Regions from separate parts of the Homo sapiens genome. Here region 2 is linked to region 1. A link is an interaction called in ENCODE POLR2A ChIA-PET data of the cell type or tissue named here. Cell type or tissue: Panc1. All regions are shown on one strand. Each heading gives the region's core, and the rest is flanking DNA. Links, peaks and the distances in the headings are about the cores only.

Evidence for each region. Peaks named below come from ENCODE experiments on the same cell type or tissue, not always from the same donor. Only the 100,000 strongest peaks of a DNase experiment are listed, where the experiment ranks them.
Region 2: POLR2A ChIA-PET joins it to region 1 with 9 read pairs; 2 of 35 experiments call an interaction of 5 or more read pairs at or near these places.

Annotation. Positions count from the first base shown.
Region 1 is chr6:156,587,325-156,591,718 of GRCh38, forward strand. No RefSeq gene overlaps it. Among named protein-coding and RNA genes, the nearest start is that of ARID1B, 190 kb to the right of the region's middle. In Panc1, for the core only: no CTCF peak of the experiment used is centred there; no DNase peak of the experiment used is centred there.
Region 2 is chr6:156,396,908-156,401,301 of GRCh38, forward strand. No RefSeq gene overlaps it. Among named protein-coding and RNA genes, the nearest start is that of SNORD28B, 20 kb to the left of the region's middle. RefSeq lists enhancers at 1-128, 129-658. In Panc1, for the core only: no CTCF peak of the experiment used is centred there; no DNase peak of the experiment used is centred there; H3K27ac peaks cover 1,184 bases.

The sequences.
Region 1 (4,394 bases), core at 130-4,129:
TTTCTCAAATGTTAATAAGCATCAAAACCACCTGAGAGGTTGTATTAAATGCACACTCCTGGGCTTCCACCCAGGTAACTGGATTTATTAGTTTAAGGATGGAGCCCAGAAATTGGTCTTTTATGCTGTCTCCTTAGGTGATAGATCTGAAACACACTCAACCAAATGATATTTTATATTTATCCCAGCTCTAACAGTTTATGATAAGCCATTTAAAAGTGAGGCTCGAGTTGGAAGTGGTATCACTAAAGCTATCAACACTTGAATGAGAACAAAACAAAGAAATGAAAGTTTCAGGAAAAGGTCTTTGAGGTCATAGCCAGAAATATTCTGGTTAATTTTTCATCACTACATTTAAACAACTAGACAACTTAAAATTACATTACTTTAAGTGTCATCATATCCAATCTTCACAGGTAAAAGATTTACTTTTAAACAGAAAATCTACATTTAACCATAGGGATGAAAAACAACACCTTTTCTGCAGTTGATTTCCTGGAAAATGTGCATTTTTTTACATTAGATATTTAACATAGAATAAATACCAGGACCAACTTTTAAAATATGTGGAAGCTGGGCATGTTGGCTCATGCCTGTAATCCCAACAACTCAGGAGGCTGAAGCGGAACGATCACTAGAGCCCAAGAGCTCAAGGCTTCAGTGAGCTATGATTGTGCCACTGCACTCTGGCCTGGGAACAGAATGAGATCTGCCCGTCTCAAAGAGAGAGAAGAGAGAAAGAAAGACAAGAAGAGAGAGAAAAGGAGGGAGGGAGGAAGGAAGGGAGGAAGGAAGGAAAAAAGAAAGGGAAAAGAAGGTTACAGTGTGGTTTAAGAGCACCAAGAATTGCATTGATCATCTTCAGTGCCCAGAGACTACCCAGACTTACTGAAACTTGAAATTCCACAATGGAAGTTCTATTCCTTTCTTTTTAATCCATGCCCATGACTCTAGCTGAGTTTTTAAAGTCCATGAGGAAGGTAATCTATTAAACCTGGGGTGGTAATAAGCGGCTCCTAAGCGCCCACTTCCCCAGGCCCCATCCATGTAGACATTGATAATTGATCACAGCACTCTTTCCTCTAAGCCAAGATGAGGCTTCAATTCAATGCTCAGGGCAGCCCCTTTCATTTGTCTGGAGTTGCCCTAAATTTTATGTCACTTACAATATTCGATAAACATTTATTGTTGTTGACTATGTGCCAAGCAGAACGCTCAGATGATCGCCTAAGAAGAGAATAAGGAAGTGTAGAAATATATACCAAAAGGCACCAATGACAAGCTCTGTCCTACTTTTTTGTCCTCTGGTGTTGCCAAGAGTCGGCCAGAGTAAAGAGGCAGCTTGTGCCCATTTTTGGTAGAAAAACAAATACATAAATTATACTATATCCACAGAGTGAAATAACACCCAGCAGTAAAAACTCACCACAGCTACTTGTTATAAGATGAATGAATCTTACGGCAGGGCGCGGTGGCTCACGCCTGTAATACCAGCACTTTGGGAGGCCGAGGCGGGCAGATCACGAGGTCAGGAGATCGAGACCATCCCGGCTAAAACGGTGAAACCCCGTCTCTACTAAAAATACAAAAAATTAGCCGGGCGTAGTGGCGGGCGCCTGTAGTCCCAGCTACTTGGGAGGCTGAGGCAGGAGAATGGCGTGAACCCGGGAGGCGGAGCTTGCAGTGAGCCGAGATCCCGCCACTGCACTCCAGCCTGGGCGACAGAGCGAGACTCCGTCTCAAAAAAAAAAAAAAAAAAAAAAAGATGAATGAATCTTAGAACGCGATGAAAGATTGAAATAAAAAACTGAAAAGAAAAAAGAGCTAGTCCCAGAAGACCCCATGAGGAACATACAGGGAAGGGTAATGAAAAACAGAAGTCACTTTCAATGTTCTATCAATTGGGTTGGGTGGTGAATCTTCAGATATCCATTATTTTACAATAAACAATAAAAGCTGTGCATGGATCAATAATGAGAATGTGCCATAAAGCCAGGATTGTGGCTAATCAAATCCCCCACCCCCCCACCCCCACCCACTGAGGTCCATTCTTGGGGAGAAAAGACATATTGTAGCAACTTTGTTAAGAAAGCCAGACTAAGGATCATAAAAGCTACTGCCTACATGCTCCTTGAACCAAACCTCAGGAATCCACCTCACCACAAGAATTCATAAGATAGACTTTTACAGACAAAGAGCATTGCAGAAAGGGCAAATGCATGAAGTTCAAGTTACTGGTATGAAAAAAATCCTAGAAGCCAAAAAGTCTTCGGCCAATATGATGAACTAATTCATGTTACTGATATTTTCTTTACTTTTGAAAGGAAGTTTGGAATACCCTAAGGAGCACTTTAGTTCTGAAATTGCTAGAGTAAATAAAAGAAATGTTATATAACTCATTTGTAAAAGAACAAGAGGACAATATTAACAGATTGACAGTATTCATAGGTTAATTAGGAAACCCGTTGATGCTGTTAAGAAACTTGGCATATTTTAATTTAGATTGACGTTCTTCAAGATATAGGTAGAAGTGATGTTCATTCAATAATAGATGTCACACAGTCTGTGAGAGACTGATTTCTAGAAAGAGCTTACAGTCAAGTAGTACATAAAATGTGTTCTGGATCATGACCATGTTTTCAAATCAAAACTATGTCTTTGAAAAGGTATTCAAGACATGAAATTGATGCACCCCTGAGATAAAAGAAAGGAGTTAAAAGAAAAGTCTTATTAGACTGATTTGAAACTGGTTTAAAAAGGCATCATCTAACCAGGTTTGTACTGTGGCTAACATTTTAAATATGGCCACTACAGCTGTTAAGGGGAGGGGTAGAAAAGTCCTCTTAATTATTTATTATGTTAGCTATTAGACTGAATCCTAAAGAGTCAGATGAAAGAATAGATTCTTGGCAAGAGCAATGCAAACATTTCTCTACTGTCATTCAAAGACCAAGTGATGCCTTTCAGAAATAGTTGGATGTTTTCTTAGAATTTTTATACCCATCGCCTCACTGAGTCCTCACAACCCTCTAAGATGAAAGCTCTTCTTTCCCACAATTTCAGATAAGGGTTAGAGAGATTAAGTAACTTCTTCTAAACCACACAGCTAGGGAGCTGTGTGAGCAGTACATCTAAGACGGGAGCAGGTCTACCCAACCCAAAGCCTGGGTCCGCCATTATCAGGCCAACATGGTGCAGGGGCGCCAGCAGCCTCCAGCAAGGGATTCCTGGATTGGATGCCCTACTGGGCTGGTGAGGAGGAGAAGCACTGGAGCACGTGCTCAATATATAGACTCTTACCGGATTACTTGTTATTGCTGTGGCCTCTGCCTTCAGCTGAGCCTGGTGTTCCCTCTGCTGGAGGGACTGGGTCGGGAAGGGTTCTCATTGCTTCCCAGGAAGACTTTAAACCAGTCCCCCTGTTTATGCTCCCACCTGAACCTCCATGAGGTTGCTAATGATACAAATTCCTGAGGCTTCCTAGAAGCTGTGACTCAATTCAGCCCATGGCTCGGTTTCCTCTTGACCAGCTTAGGCTGTAGGTTTTCCCTTCTGCAAAATCAGTGACCAATATCTATCTGACTTAGAGCCTCCCCATTGTTGTTACTTTTAGCGAGCATATCCTCCTACTGTCTTTGTCCTTGTAGGACTATGCCTTTTTAATTCCGTTTTTATCATTTTAATGCAATTTTCAGAGGAAGCAACAATAAACATATTTGTTCAATGCACCATACTTACCTGGCTCTTTGAAACAAAAATATTTCCATGGACAAGAAAAATTTGCACTGAAGCCTTTATGCAAGCGAAGGGTTACACACAAAGTCTACTTCCAGCATGCAAAACATTAGGGCCCACAAGCTCTAACTGTAAACAGGTGAGCTGTGTCCTTACTGCAGACATTTTTGCAAATATGACCACCTACAATTATATGGTCTGTTTTCAAGCTTGGAGAAAGAAATGAGAAAAGCCAGCCCCAGCCATTTTCAATTGTTCATGTCTCCAGTAACAAGACCATCATTTGCAGCATGAGTTGGACCATTTTTCACAAAGCTTAGTCACTATTATTTTAGGGCAACCCTATGAAATGGTGCAGCCTACTAAATTGTACTATTGCCAGAGCTCTGGACACTTTGTAACTTCTAAATTTTGGAGCCGTAAAATAGAGCGATAATATATCACTTGCAAGAGAATGGAAGTAATTTCTTGCCATAGTCCTTTAACACCAAAACCAGGTTAACCAATCCAGTTGTCTGGGTTATGTTTCTATAGCCCAACGGGAAAACTTAGCTGATTGCTGATATTAACTGGGCAGTTCCTTCACCTGACCTTGCTCCCTGGCATGGGCAATAAGACATTGGCAAGAAAAGACTTGAGCAGAAAATAACCACAAATCC
Region 2 (4,394 bases), core at 199-4,198, 190 kb before region 1:
TCAGACCCCGGGGCTGCAGAAAGGAGTAGGCGGCTGCGGTGTCCTGGGCCCTGCGCGTCCACGCGTGGGAGGCGAGGCCAAGGCTGCCAGGAGGCGCTCCCGCACCCCAGGTGCGCTCCTCCAAGGAGGCCCACCCGCCTCCGCTGGCCCAGTTTTCGCTGTTTTCTCGGCGCACCACGGCGCCTGCAGTTAGTAGGCAATCCATCCCCCCGAGCTGCAGCGAGTTAAGCTGCAGGCCTTTTGTAACGGCCTCAGGTGTGAGCTGCCGCAAGCCCCCCCCACCCCCACCCCCGACCAGAGGATCACCGGCCCGGCCGAGAGGACTAGGAGCCAGGTGTGCGAGGCCGAGGGATCCACGCCGTTCCCGCCCAGCGCCCCCTGGGTTATTAGGCCTCGCTCCCCCACACAGCCCAGCTGGTAGCGAGGCCGGAATCAGGGCCCTCCGTCGGAGCTCCCACCTTTAAAAGAACGCGTCCAGAGGGCGGAGCCAGCTTAAAAGCGGGTCGAGACATTCACCTGTGGTTAGGCAAAGACACGAGAGAAATAGTTAATTCCTCAGGTGCCCCAAATCACAATAGAGCTCGGGAAGGAGGAACAACTTGACAGAGAAAAGAGGACAGGACATTGATCAGGGAAGATGTCTGCAGAGCTTGAGGTTGGGGGATTGGGTTCCAACCAGGGAAGGTAATTCTGCAAAATTGGAACACACAGGCCCTCTGTCTGTAGGCAAGTCTGACAAAGGGCACAATCCAGGAAATGGAATCGAGATGCGTCCCCTGCCTCTCAGCCTACTGACCCACTTTCCTCCGGCTACGTCTCCCCCAGATCCATGCCCCTCCTTAAATCTTCCTGCTAGCCCAGAGGGAGGAAGGATGAGGCCTGGGGATCACAATGTAGGTGGAACGAGAAACCTGGGTCTGTTTGACAGTTTCAGAAGCAAAGAAGCGTCTCTCTCTTTCCCAAAAAAAAAATCCTTTCTGAGCCCCCCTCACTCAGTCCCACCATACATACATACACAATGCACCTGAGGAGACCTCCAACTCCCTGTCAAGGAGGCTGAATTTCTACACGTAGTCGCTCATTTTGTTTAAAGCGCAGAAAACATCTGCACCTAATAAAAGATGTTAGTGTGCCATTCTAGAAAAGAGAAGCCTTTGATACATTCTTTGGTGTTAATGCTGCGGCATGAAGTATTTTCCCAGATTGCAGTCTGTTATCTGAATGGGGCAAAGATTCCCTAAGTGAAGGGAATATTGAAAGAAAGTTCTGGAGCATGCAATCCTGTCCAGTTGAAGTACTGCAGGAAAAGGAAGCACGCACACACATATGTACACAAATGCACACTCATACAGGCAAATCCTCCATGACTGTGCCTCAGAATCACCTTATTCAATTGACAGAAGCACAGTGTGACTACCATACTTTTGTTACATCCATGAAGTGTGTGTAAAGAAACACAAGTCACACGATCCTTGGCTGGCATGGCTGCCTCTGCCCTGCAAGTGCCCATGGCCACAGGGAGTTGCAATGGTACCAGCATGGGCTTTGCATTAAGTATATTTAGGTTTGAATCCTAATTCTCGCACCTTCTGACACAACCACCTGAATTCAAGTTCTGGTTCTTGCTCTCAGAAGCTGTGTGGTCTTGGGCAGGTGACCTGACTTCCCTGCCTCTCTGTTTCCTCATCTGCAGTGAGTGTAGTAACCTCAGACAATCCATGCAAAGCACTTAGCGTGGTGCCCGCCACGTGCTCAATAAAAATGAACTATCATCACTTCAATTATTAACCATTAGATTTTGGGTAATTTTCCTGCTCTCAGCCTCAGATTCCTCATCTGTAACATGGAGATGATCTTATCTACTTTGACAGGAATATTATGCAGGTTGAAGGAGATATTATGTAGGAGAGTTAGGGAGCACTCAACAGATGACAGCAGTGATGGTGATTAGGAGAAGGAGGATGAGGATGATTTTGACGTTAAATATGTTCAAGCCAAGCCAGAATATTCACAGGTACCAGCCCAAGCCCACCCGTTAACAGGAAAGGTAAGCACCCATTCACCCCTGCCTGCCCCTGGATGGTGACAATATTTGTCTCATCAGGTGGATTCTCTTTGGCCTAATTAGTTTTACGCAATTAGGTCTGAAACTACATATGATATAACCCAAATTCAGGGAATCTCAGCTATTTAATTGTTTCTTTCCTTTTTCCCTTTTCTCTAAGCTCTGATGTAAGGTAGTGTCTCAGGTAATTGACTCATCTGCCCGTATTTGTTCATTACAGCTGTTGCTAGGAAGTTATTATGTAAATGGCCCTGCTCCTCAATCTCCATTATGCTTTCTTCTTGTTATTGTGAGATGGAATTAAGTGCTAGCCCTGTATTGAGTTTTTATTAGAGTCTTTTTATACTTTCTTATTTTTCTCTCCTCCTTTATCAGTCCCTTTAGAAGTTAATCCTTTTAAGGACTTTAAAGAAGATGCAGAAATTCTTGAGCACCTTGGTGGGGAAGGGGGCTGGATTTCAAAGTGGGTTGAGCCTCTCCTTCTTCATTGTGTTGATATTTAGTACCTGGCTTCTTTAATTTTCAAAAAAAAATCAAATTTAAAACATCATCATGCTCCTATAAGCTTCACTACTTCTGATAATCAAATAGCAGGTTTCAACTTGACACATGGATAGGGTAGCAGTGTGCCACGTTCATTACCATCCCTTCTACTGGATTAGGTAACTGAGTCTAATAAAGATAAAAAGCTTCCAAGATAAAAGGAAAAAACAAACACTAGTACCAAAAGTAAACAATAAATTAAATAACTAGCACAAAACCAATTTGGAAATATAGGATTAGGATGTTGCTTTATTTTTTTGCCACATTGCAAAAGATATTTGTTACATGTTCCAAAGTGCAGAGTCAATATAATTTTCACCCCCTAAAGGTATACCGCACATGTATGAAGATTTCAAAACCAGCCCAGCAGGATTTCCAACAAATGGAAAGTGAAGTTGCACATTTCATTTCAGATACCTGTTTCTAAATCATTGATTTTTGTAGAAATGTCACACTGTACTGAAGAGAAGTCTCTCTTTCTCAATAAGCATACAGCCAACTTCCCAGAAAATGCCAACGTTTTTAGTTAAGACAGAAAGCTTCAGAAAAGCCCATGAAATTCAACTCACTCTCCCACCTTATGCACACAATATCCAGCGACTTCAGTTACACACCAGCCTTCATCCCTGCACTTCAGGGGGAGTTTTAAGCCTAAAACAAGGAGTGAATTGGCCCTACCCCTGCTGAAAATTTGTGGGAAGAACAGTGGGAATCAACTACTTACTCTTTAGTTTCAATACACAGAGGAGAAAGGGTTAGACTTATTGCTCAGGGTAATAAGGTCAAAGCTGTAAGGGGTAAAAAGACTGCAGGTTTACACATGTAGTTTTATTTTTCACGATGCTTTAACCTTCAAGCCAAATCTTCAAAGACTAGAACCAGCACTCTAAGAATAGAACACATGTTCAAATTCAGTGTCTCCACCAAAACTATGTACATTTAACTTAAAAGAAGAGATGATGGCTGGAAAACAAATAGAGGAAACAAGAATGAAAAATTCTAGATAAATGTTGAATCTGAGTAAAGTGTCTATAAGGGTTCATTATTACTATTTTCACTATTAATACTTTTGTGTGTGTTTGAGAATTTTCGCAGTGAAGTATTTCATGGAGTCCCTCTTACTCAAAGAAGATTGGGAATCACTAGACCAGAGGGTAGAACGGTGACTCAGCCATTTATCTCGTGGAGGAAGGCAAGAATAGTTCCACTGAATAGTGCTTACATTTCTCTGAGGCTCTTGGGCATCAGCATAAAGATGTTCAATGTTCTTTGGTTAAGAGGACCATCCTTCTCAAGAATCATGGTGGCGGATTATGACTTCTCCCCCCTGAAGGCTGAGCTCAATGTGCTTATTGGCCTAATGTCAGTTTTAGAAAAAACTGGGGAGAAGACCTTTGACTGTGGCTAACTATACACAACACAAAGCTTGATGTGGGGTGAATAAAACAGGCAGCAGGGGTAGAGACAGGCAGTAATTTCATAAATGCACTAAAGTGCTAGAGGTGCTATATTAGAAGGAATAGTGGGGTACAGACAAGACAGGGAATCAGAAAAAGTTTCCTAAAGGAGGTGAATCTCAGCAACTTCCTGCACAGCCTGCTGTACAGTCCACAATTCCCAGTCCATTGTAGGTGGTAAGTACTTATTGAATGTTATTGAACACTGTCACCACTCTTTCTTAAAAATTGTCCGTGGCTCAACTCTAAACACAAAATGAAATCCAAATTCTTCAGCCAGTCACTCAGGGCCCTTCATAGCCAGACAACATCCTCCTTTCCAATCTATC